Linked DNA regions of Homo sapiens: region 1 is linked to region 2. The links are chromatin contacts, found by Hi-C or POLR2A ChIA-PET in ENCODE. All regions are on one chromosome and are shown on one strand. Each heading gives the region's core, a stretch centred on a gene start or an enhancer-like site at or near the end of the contact. The rest is flanking DNA. Distances are from core to core; before and after follow the strand shown.

What was found. Hi-C counts contacts between places; a loop is a spot of excess contacts on that map. ChIA-PET counts read pairs that join two places held with the same protein, here RNA polymerase II (POLR2A). Pooled maps may share reads with other maps.
Region 1: a loop to region 2 is called in a pooled map, with 3 times the contacts of the local background. The contact joins two enhancer-like sites. A Hi-C loop is called at or near these places in 1 of 168 maps with a recorded cell type or tissue (mammary epithelial cell) and 1 of 50 pooled maps. POLR2A ChIA-PET finds 5 or more read pairs at or near these places in 2 of 52 experiments (AG04450 and OCI-LY7).

Annotation. Positions count from the first base shown.
Region 1 is chr9:116,099,948-116,106,058 of GRCh38, forward strand. No RefSeq gene overlaps it. Among named protein-coding and RNA genes, the nearest start is that of PAPPA, 51 kb to the right of the region's middle. Within about 2 kb of position 1,589, at least 2 of the 41 ENCODE cell types and tissues checked have a DNase peak (open chromatin) inside an H3K27ac peak, as active enhancers do; they include mammary epithelial cell, where a contact is called at or near this core.
Region 2 is chr9:116,025,926-116,031,775 of GRCh38, forward strand. No RefSeq gene overlaps it. Among named protein-coding and RNA genes, the nearest start is that of LINC00474, 100 kb to the left of the region's middle. Within about 2 kb of position 1,771, at least 2 of the 41 ENCODE cell types and tissues checked have a DNase peak (open chromatin) inside an H3K27ac peak, as active enhancers do; they include mammary epithelial cell, where a contact is called at or near this core.

The DNA.
Region 1 (6,111 bases), core at 339-2,838, 74 kb after region 2:
AGTTCTTATCTGTCCAGGCTGTGAAGACATCAGCTGTTGTCACACATGTGTTTGCAGCCTTCTGGTGGGTCAATTGGGGCTGGCTAGTCTAGGACAGCCTCATTCATTGCTTGGCAATTGGCTGTCAACTTGGGAGATGGGTCACTTGACCAACCATGTGTCTTACATTATCTAGCTAGCCTGGGCTTGTCTTCATGGCAGCTGGCAAGGATCTAGGAGACAAAGCAAATGTATGTAAGACCTCATGGACCTACATTCAAAACTAGCACAGTCACTTCTGCCACATTCTACTGGCAAAGCAAAATCCAAGGCTAGCCCAGATTTGAGGGTTAGAGAGAAAGACTCCACTTAATGGGGGAAGCTGTTAAGTAGCATTTCAAAAGATGTGGATACAGGAATAAGTGGAGGTATTAGAACCATTTTGTAAGCAATCTGTGAGAGTTCTATTTTCTTTCTTCCTCTTTCAAGCCTCCTGAATGGTCTTGCCAATTGTGAGTTTCTTGAAGTCAGGGGCTACGTTATATACATTTCTATTTTTCATATTTCCTAAGCATCCAATGAACATTACCACTATCATCACTACCATTCATTAAGTGCTGGCTATATTCAATGCTCTGTTTTAATCACTTTTTAATACATCACTTCGTCCTTATGACTATTCTTTTTGTAATTACTGCTCTTGACTATCTTCCCATTCCTATATACTTAGTAAGTTCCCAGTATAATCCTACTAAAGACACTTTTTTTCTGCCTCAAGCTATTCCATGGGGTTAACACTTGTTTTGTGGTTGCAGGAGATGGGGCCAGAAGTGAATAAGTGAGTCAATCAATCCCGTCTTTGACTTCTTCCAAAATCCACTTCTGTGTATCACCTGTCTCACCTCCAGTTCACCCTACAGACTTGTTATCCTGGATTGAATTCAGCCTCCCATGAACTCTTGTAATACTTCTCGTGCCTCACAGTACCCATATTACTCATCTTGCTCACCCACACACCTCCTACTCCCCTCCATTCATGTCTTTGCATACAATCCTCCCAGCCCTTTGCTTATGTGAGTTTATCACAGTTATTTTTCAGAGAGAGATACCATAAACCCTATGCTTAGTCATAAAGAACGATGATAACAGCAATGCCTTTCTATTGCCAAGTGCTTGTCCTGACATCTCATTTGATTTCTGGAACCACCCAGATAGATACGTGAAGCTAGTATAACAGTCCCTGTTTACAGGCAGGAAAACTGAGGCATTGAAAGGTTTAGTGCCTTGCCCAAAGTCACACAATATATTGATGTTCAAGACAAGAGGAAAACTTGGGATTTATAATGTATAGACCAGCAATGGTTCTACCCTCTTATCATTCAATGTGATTTATTTAGAAGTTTCTTAGTTTTCTCTAGCTTTTTTTGTCCGCTATGCAGCAATGCTAACTCAACATAAACAAAGGACATCTCGTGGACATTGATTATATGCTAAGCACAATTCCAACATGGAAGGCATGTGAAGTCTGTCCATCCAAGGAGAAACACTGGTGTGTTGTATACAAAAGTTCTTTGTATTTAGGCAACCCTGGTTAAGCCTCTATCTCTTACTCATCTTGAAATCTTGGGCAAATTACACAATATGTTTGATCCACAGTTTCCTCCTTCTTTAGAAGTGAGAATTAACCTTCACACCATAGGTTTATTAGGAAGATTAAATGAGATGAAACAAATAAAGCTATGACACATTGGAGCCCTTCTGCAGACTATTATTACTGTTAATAAATATGAATGAGGTAAGAATGAGTCATGTTACTCAATTGCTCAACTGTTCCCTGTTCAATCTTCATCACATTTATGTCCCTGTTATTCATTCCGTGTTTGTCTGCCAAAGATATAAGCCATTTTTTTTTGTCTTACATGCCAAATTCCCTGATGACCCTCCTAGCTCAGAGGGGTATTTTGAAACATAAGTGATAAGTGACTTATTCATTCTATTAAGCTTCTTTTTTTCCCTTAGGCAAAGGTGAAGAAGAGATTGAGGGAACAGTAGCTTAGGAAAACATTGATATCCAAAAAAATTGGTAGAGACACAATACTGAGTTCTTGTCTCTAAACCACTACAGAACTCAACTTCTGATAGTAAATACAGCAGCCTGGATCATGATGCTAAGGGCAATAGTCTGTTCAAATCTAAAATTCTTTGAAGTCAATTTTACATGTTTTGTTGCTTTTCAAATTTTATTTAGATGTATCAGAACTCACTAAAGTTAAAGACCAATTTAGACAAATGATAAGGATTTCCTTCCAATACCTCGATGTTGTAATAGTAAGTACTGTGTATATAAAATTTGTTTTGTGATTCTTTGTTTACAAGCAGGTTTGCATATATTTCTTTCTACTTAGTTATCTAAAGACCCATGTTAGTTAAAGTAATATTACAGTTCATCTGTAAAATTGGAGAAGAAGAAATTGGACTCAGGATGTGAAGCAGCATGTCCAAGTTTGTGGTGTTAATGATGGGAGAGTTGGAACTTGAATACATATTCTCTAGCACCAGTGCTTTCCCACCCCAGCCTAGCGACCTTTCAAAATCAGTGGCTGTATTGGAATAGGATAAAATGGGACCAAAGATGGTCTGAGCATTGAATTTTCTTCCACACTCAGCTATACAGGAAAGTTTACAAAGCATGACTTCCTTCTTGAAGAGTGGAAAGTTGGAAAGCACTGAATGGATCCGTAAAAGACAGATCACTCTGTGAAGGAGCAAGGAAGAAACTGAATAATTCAGTGAACGTTAATGGGCTTTTCAGAACATGACAGCCGTCCGTTCCCATTCCCAAACCAGATGGTCACTGAGCCAACATTCTTCCTGTCTGATTCTTTTGGGCAGCCTGGAGACAAATAAGGAGTGCTTTCTAGTAGGTGGAGGCTCCTCGACTTGTGAGAAAGGTTGTCTTTACCCTTTCTACATGCTGACTTACACGGCTGTTGATTTGCTTGGTGCTGATTTACACAGATGTTGGTGGGGCTAAATGAGGTGGTAAGAATCTTGAGGGCTTCTCTCCTTTTGGACCTATTGTTATACACCAGGGCAGTGGAGATATACCAGGTAGAGTTTCCTGGCCACTCTATAGCTAGATCACATCTCTGATGTCATGATGTCAGTTACCATTACGGATGTTATCTTCCCATCTGTAAAACAAGAGAGCTAGGCTTCTATCTCTGAGCACTCTTTGAGTTCCAAAATGTTACAGTTCTCAATCACTTACTAAATTTTTTCGTGTCAACACTAACAGATCTATATCATTCTTTTTAATGACCACATTGAATACCACAGTGGAAAGTCTTGTTTTGTGTTGCTGTTTTGTTTTAGTAAAAAGCCTTCAGTGATAGACATTGTTTTTTTAGTCTTTTGATATTGTATACAATTTTCTAGTGTACTTGCATATTAGTGTGTTTGTGCAAATACTTTTGAAGGTAGCTTTCTTGAAAAGGATTGGAGAGGTCAGGGCACATGCATATTTTAAAATTAAATTGATATTGCCAAGTTCACTTCCCAAAAACTAATGCCATTAGCATTTTATTCCATTAAATCTCAAATGACTCTAAAGACTACTGTAGAAGCAGAGCCTCTATCAGATCTTGTCCAGAATATTGATGATGATGATGATGATGATGATGATGATGATGATAATGATGGTCATGGTCAACATTTGTAATAGTCTTACAATGTAGAAGTATTATGCTATGCATCATTCAGACCTTGTAGGTATTGCACATGAGATAAAGGAAACACAGAGAAATAAAAGTAACTTGTCCAAAAATAGATCGCTAGTAAATGGAAGAGCTATGATTTAAGCCTGTTTCTTTATGACTCTAAAGCCTACTCTACCACTGCAAGAGTACACAAGTGCTTACCATACACTAGTATTATGAGATGTTCCGCTAGGAAAAACTGCATAGTAAATGAAAGGGTTCTGTGACCAAACAATTTTTGGAAACTTTTTATATAGCCTGTACAATTTTGGAGATTCACAGTACTCATTAACTAAATAAATGCTCTAGGAAGGTGTTTAACCAAGCCAAATAAGCATTTTTCAAACTTGCTTGATTGTAAAACCCTTACATTAAAACATGCCTATTCTGAGGAACACAGTTTGAGAAATGTTTTCCTGCTTGTACAGTATCTCTATGATTCATCCATAGAACCTCAGGAATTTTTTAAGTTGTTTAATGTCATTTCCAAGAAAATATGGACATGGATAACATTCTTCCCAACAACATTTGCAGAAATGGGAGCTTACTACCTTATAGACCAGTGAATTCCATCTTGGGATTCCTCTGTTGTTAGAAAGTTGTTTCTCACAAAGTCAAGCCTACACATCTTTGTGAAATGTAATCATTGGATCTAATTCTATTCATTTGCAGTTTCATAGAATACACTGAATCCCACTTTTCAGATTTTTGTTACCCATGATCACATCTTAGTCCATTCCTCATCATCTTATCCCTTCATAGCTCAAATTTCTTGCTTGTTCTTACCTGGCTTGTTTTTGTCATCACTTTACTGTCAACATGATTCCCTCTTTAACACACTACTCTTTGTCTGTATTGGTAGCAAAGTATAATTCCCACAACTGGATACTCCATTCTGACCGTGGGTGGCCCAGCCTGAATCAGGATAAAACCAGATTCTCTTGCTCTAAGCATTCCATTTCTATTAACATATCCTAGTTTGAAATAGTTTGGTTTTACAGCCACAGCACACTGGAAACTCCAAGTGAACGTAAAAGCAGTTCAACCTCTTAATATCTATTAATTTGAAAGGGAGGTGGTGTTGATTGTAGCAACTATTGAATAAAGCAGACATATAGGTGATTACAAAGTTTTGTTCAGTACAGCTCTGACCTCAAAGTAATATTTAGCTTTGTGGTCTCCTGGCTTAAAGAGTCCTCTCTGTACTCAGATAAGTTGATAAATTAAGGTAGGAGAGGTGAAGGGAAACAGTAAAAGATGAATTATAGTAACTATTTGGCAAAATTTGCAAGAAAGTTAAAAATATTGAAAGTACAGACCAAAGAAAAAGAATTACAAACCAAAGTAAGAAGAGAGCATAACTAGTATGACCTGGCATTTTGCATGCATCTTCTCTCTTAATTCTCATATCATGAACTATTTTTAAAGTGCAGAAACTAAGAATTTGAAAGGTTAAATGACTTGTCCATATAGCCAGCTGGTAAAATATAGAATCAAGTTTTCTGCCTAGTTATATTTGATCTTAAAGCCCTAAAATTATAGAATTACAAGACTTTCCCTCAAAACCCCTAAATGAACCCCAGTAGTGCTGGGACAGAGCAGCAAAGTCCAGTGAGCTCCACTTCTGAGATGTGCCAAGGGTGGGTACTGGGCAAGAAACAACTTTCAAAGACCAGAAATAGTCATGGGAAATTGCCCAATTAATCAGCCTCCTTCAAGGCCTCTCAGGAAGGATCTCTTTTAGCTGCCACAATATGAATTAATTCTGAAAACCATAAGCCTTATAGACAACATGTTGGGGTGCTTCTATTAGGCTGCCTTGGACTCCAGTGATTTGGCCTATGTATCTTTTCTCCCTTTGAAATTATCTTATTGCTTCTTGTAAGTTCCTCACATCCCAGGGATACTGCTCCGCTGATGGAGAAGGAGCTACACAGGGCTAGATGATATCATTTTCCTGTGTGGAGGTTGGGATTTGCCAAGTTATTTACCTATGAATTTGATATTATCAATACCATTAATAAATACCATTATTATACATCTATTACATATCATGTACTATGTTAAATGTTTAATATATAGCATCTCATCCAGTTGTAGCAATCACATTTTGAAGTATTATTATTTTTTCTATTTATCAATAGGGAAGCTACAAACTTAACTTGCCCAGAGTCACACAGTGAATAAGGAGTGGTGCTAAAATTGGAATCCAAATTTGTCCGAACCAAAGCCTAGTTAATTCAATACATACCCTGAAGCATTTCAGATTTTGGATGTGTTGTAATCTCCTAGGTCTTAAATACACCCCAAGTCCAGATTCTGATTTAGTGAGTTTTGCGATGGACCAATCTGCATTTTGAATCTACATTTTGAC
Region 2 (5,850 bases), core at 521-3,020:
AGAGGGCATCTTTGTCTTGTTCTGGTTTTCAGAGGGAATACTTCCAGCTTTGGCGCATTCAGTATGTTGCTGGCTGTGGGTTTTTCATAGTTGGCTCTTATTATTTTGAAGTACATTCCTTCAATGCCCGCTTTGTTGACAGTTTTTATCATAAAGGGATGTTGAATTTTATTGGAAGATTTTTCTGCATCTGTTGAGATGATCATATGATTTTTGTTTTTAATATTTCCCACAATTCTGGATGCTGGAAAACCCAAAATATGGCACCAGCAGGTTTGATTTTCTGGGGAGGGATACATCCTCTGAAGAGAAGAAATATCATGTCCTCATATGGCAGGAAGGTGGAAGGGCAAGGGACCTAACAACGCATGAAGTCCCCCCTTTTTTAAGCACCTTAATCCTGCTCGTGAGGACCGAGCACTCAAGGCCTAATCACAGCCTAAGAGCTGCATCTCCTAATACTATCACATCAGCAACACCTGAAATTTGGTGGGGAAACATTTAAATCATAGCATTCAGCCAAGCACAATATTTACATAGTCAGAACTATACAAGTAATGAATGAAATTTTATCCGATAGAATAAAGAAAGTTTGTGCAGTTGCATAAACGTTATGCCCAGATATTTAATCTGGGTATTCAAGTGATTTAATTATTTAAACCAGAAATTGTGATATAATTAAACTTGTAAGATCATGATTGAAAGATGATGGGTGTGTTTGCAAAAAATATAAGTCCTTGTGCTCTGTAAGAACTCAAAAGAAAATTTAACAACAAAGAAATAAATGATATATTTTTAAAGAAAAGGTAAGAGAGTTAAAAAGTGCCATTCCAAAAATGATAATCCAAGTAACAAAAGGGGATTGCCACTTCTTTTTAAAATGTTTTGGTCTTTTAAAAATACATAATGTAGTGCTTTCATAATTAAAAAATTGTTTTAAAAAAATGGACTCGATCTATCAATCAAATGAGAAAATTCCGACTTTCCCTGGACCAGGCTGAATTTGGCCAACTCACCCCCGACAACCTTAAAAAAGAGTTAAATGATATCTACATTAATTAAATGTATCCAGTGCATAGTAAGTCTTCACAAAAATACGGCTAATCTACTCATTATAATAAACAAGGAGTAAAATTTGGTTAATATGATTTAGTTTGATTATAAGAATTAATTAGCTTATAAATATTCTGCTTTCATAAAATAATTTCTAGAGTTCAAGAAACGCAATAATTATTCTGCCAGCTTCAATAAAATGGTGACTAGACTAACTGTAGACACACCTCCTCAAATTCTCAGTCATCAGCTTTCTAGCCATCCATCACTTAATGGGCTGCTGAGAACCCTGCAGGAGTTCAGAAAACAATTGCCAACTGACTGTCTTGCTAGGATGAGCTACCACACCACTAGAGAGAAGGAAGTAAAATTGATTTATAAGAGGCCAACATTTACAAAACACAATTCCATTGGGTTAGTTACAACTATTTAATTTCCCAAATAAAAATAAAGGGCTTACTAAGTAACAAATTACCCTTTCAAAAGAGCAAAACAAAACAAAGCAAACAAATGACAACAACAAAAATATTTTGCTATTAGATGATATTGCAATTTTGCTTTATTTTATACCTTTAAAGAATCTGTTTTCCTAAGGTTCTATATTCTGTTTCAGAAATATGTCTTTTCTGTGATGGAATGTATTCTTCCATGAATTAAAGCAATTTTCCTCTGGAACTGGTTGATACCGAAGATATTTATGACTCATCAAAACATGATAGCTTGTGACTCTTGCTCATAGAAACCCATATGTCTGAGAGACATGTTTTTCCAAATATGGGTACAACTTTTTTTCTTCTGTTACTGATGAGCCTCACTGTTCATCCCAAAGACCAAAGGCTGTGGGTGGCCTTTCTTTAACTCAGGTTTCTAGGAAAAGGAGCCAGGAGGGGTGTTTGCATCCCCACCTATGATAAATGAAACCTGCAATTGAGAATCAACTTTTAATCATTTAAAATGTATTAAAGACTTACTATGTCTAGGTATTTGTAGAGATGAGAATAAAATGGCATAGTCTCTGACCTAATGGAGGTACAAGCACATAAACATATAATTGCATACCTCTGTGAGAAGGACTGTGATAAAGGGAGGCAAAAATTATAATGAAACGTCCAAGATGAGAGTCTAAACAGGCCTGATAGCTTCTCTGAGAAATGAGGAAGAAAGAGCAAGTGGGAGCTCCCTTGAGAAATATCTAAACCAAATAAGGCCTGTGGGAGGCACACTGAACATTTACTTACTGTTTCCAAGTAAAACCTATCAAATAAATACTATTACTTTTATTCCCATTTTTAAAAGGTGCAAACAGGCATTTAGAATGAAATGACTTACCCATAATGGTTACTTCCAAAGCATTAAAGTGCTTTTAGGAAAACAGACATAAAATGTCTCACAACAATCCCCAAGAAAATGGTCTCACACAAATCCTTTTTGCTGTGAAAACAAATCCTCTTGCTATGACCTGAGTTGTTTCTGAAAAGAAATAGAAAATATTTAGTTCAGGACAATATTTTAATTAATAGGAATTAAAATATAAATTCTTGTCTGGTTTTAATGAAGATTTATTGTTATTAACTTAGTGACTGGTTTAAATGCTTGGAAATATATATATATGGATGCACATAGCTTCTATCCTTGAAAACATCACAGGCTACTGGGGGTAGAGCCTGGAAAAATCATCGCGTTTTGTCAATTTTACCTCCATTCCCTTCATTCTATTTCCAATCAGCAACCATCGTTTTTTATCTACACTTTTGTTACAGCTTCCTTTCCCATCTTACTTTCAACCTGTTTAGTGTAGCTAGAATGATCTTTTGAAATTCTTTGGTTGCATACGTGAGTTTTAAGATGGAAAAGTAAATGTATCTCTAGTTTCTTCTTCTCTCCAATTTCAATGGAATTCAGTGAAAACAAAGAGGAGAAACATGAACCTTATGCTCCTGTCTCTCATTTTGACATTCCCTTCATGCACACACATACACATACTATTCCATATTAGAAGGGATTAGACTATGAGTTGGTGAGTTCTCCTACTACTCCTAGGACTTTTCTCCCACCACCACTAATTTTTTTACAAAACTGCTAAAGAAAAAAACTAATGTTATTCAATGAGGATTATAATACAAGGGGAGACAGCATAGAATTTAGACGAATACCTACAAAAAGAAAAGGTAAAACAAAACTTACAAAGGGATGGCAATTGAAGAATACCTTTGAAAATCTTGTCAGATGAAATTACATTTGTTACCAAATATTTGGCTGAATTTATAAAATGTGAACAATTTTTTAAATTATTTAAGGGATCAAAAAATATTTGAGGACACAAGGAAAAACAAAAATGTAAACAAACAAGCAAATAGCAAGGCAGCAAGCAAGATCAGTAATGAAATAAAAGTGAAAAATATAACAGTCATTTAAACCTGCATTAAAAGCACCATCTTTATTGGTGGAAATAAGGTCAGAGCTAGGCAGACTTAAGGAAATTGACCTAAAGAAATACAAAGCAGTTTAAAACCATTAGAAAAGAAAATGTGTATGAAAGACAGACAAAGGAGATAAAATATACATATAATTGGTGTCACTGTGAATACAATCAGGAAAAATGAAAGAAAATTAAAACAAATCAAATATTTGAGTATGTCTCCTCTTTTGTATAAAATGTCAAAATATTTCCAATTCTTGGCGAGGGGGTAGGGATGGCTCACACCTGTAATTCCAGCCCGTTGGGAGGCTGTGGTGAGCAGATCACTTGATGTCAGGAGTTCAAGACCAGCCTGGCCAACATGGTGAAACCCCGTCTCTACTAAAAAATACAAAAATTAGTGAGGTGTGGTGGCACGTGCCTGTAGTCCCAGCTTCTTGGGAGGCTGAGGTGGGAGAACTGCTTGAACCTGGGAGGCAGAGGTTGCAGTGAGCTGAGATCATGCCACTGCACTCCAGCCTGAGTGACAGAGTAAGATTCTGTCTCAAAAAAAAAAAAAAAAATGCCAATTTTCGACAAAAGTGCCCCAAACCTTTCTGTATTGACTAATTTCTTCATGGGATGCTCCTGTGTACTTTCCAATGGAGCCTTTCTTCTTTTTGCTTCTTACCTTCCATCTCCACTTACCCTCCTTCCTGCCTTTGCATATGATGGTGTTGTATTTACCAGAAATGTTCCCGTACTCTTAGCACTTCCATGAACATTATCTTTGGTGAGGAACATTGTTTGTGGTGGAGAACTTTCTATCTTTTGAGGAAATCTAATTTATTTTCAGAGCACTCCAAGTTATTAATTTAATAATAATTGTTATTTTCCCCCACTAGAGAGGAAGGGCACTGAAGAAAATTTGAGGATTCCATGTGTATTTGGAGATATATTTCAGCCTTAGTAAAGCACACATTTTGATGTATTAAACAAAAGAGTGATATAATCAAATGTTTGATTTATTTTATTTTTATATTTTATTTGTCTAGATCACATTTTCAGTGACACCAATTATATTTATGTTTTATTTCTTTTGTCTCTCATAAACATTTTCTTCTCTATTTTTTTAAACTGCTTTTCATTTCTTTTGGTCAATTTTCTCAAGTCTGCCTTGCTCTGACATTATTTTAGATACCCAAAACAAGTTGTTGACTAAGTGAAAAAAATCATAATTAAAGAAAGTAAATGAAATGATAGTAAGTAACCAGGCAGAATGGGGAAATAGTGGGAAAGAATTTTGGCTTTAAAAGAAAGGCATGTGAAAAGTCAAGAGAGTCCTGGGAATCTTCCAGGTACTGCAGGGAATTCAATCTGGCTGGGGAGTTAAGATGTCTAAGGAATGAGTGTGGTAGATATTGCTGGAGAATTAAGGGCCCAATAATGTAAGTCCTCATAATTCAAATATATGGATTCATGACACTGAGTGTGATAGAAAGTCACTAAGTATTCTAAGAAGAAAATGTCATGATCATATTTGTTTTACAGCTCCTCTGCCTTCAAATCAAAGCAGCTCTACTGCCTTTTTGAAGGACTTCTATTAGTCAAAAGGTGGGAAGTTTCCTCATATCCCATGTGGAGCTTCTGCAACAAGGACAATCTCTTTCATCTGTTTCACAATTCTAAGTCAACCGAGAGTCATTGCCCATTTTGCTTTGATTTCAAATGACAAATATTTTCTCATATGCATTTCAGGAAGTTAATTAAAATTATGTATGACTATACCATTGATAGATTGCTACAGCTCAAAGTCAAACTCATAATTTTGAGTTTGGTAAATCTTGTAAACCACTTGGTTACACTTTGCTTGCCCTCACGCTTGAAAAAAAGAAAATCTCTTGTGTGCTACCAGAAAATGTTGATCCATGGAGCCAGTGCTCAACTTCGGCTGCATCTGTTGCATCTCATCCTTGTATGTTGCTGCTTAAATGAAGGCCAGGAGGCTCCATAAATTTTTGCTTATCCTTGGCAGAGAATCCACACTGATCTTAGCTGAAACAGTAAGCACTATTTTCCTGGAAGCAATTTAAAATAGACTTGGTATGTTTAAACCCCATCACTTCTGTGATATAGATGACCAATTCCTTGAGGTTAAGAGCATCAATTAACTAATCACAGACTATACCACTTAGCTTTATGACTTTGGGCAAGTTATTTAACCTCTCTGAGCCTCAGTTTCTCCATCTGTAAAAGAGGAATAATAATAACGCCATTTTCATAGGGCTGCTGGGAGTACTAAATGAGAAAACTGTTGTAAAAATACTCAAGATAATTTTTGACCCATGTTTAAGAGCTCAGTAAAAGGTAGCCATTAATATTTAAAATAATATTATTGT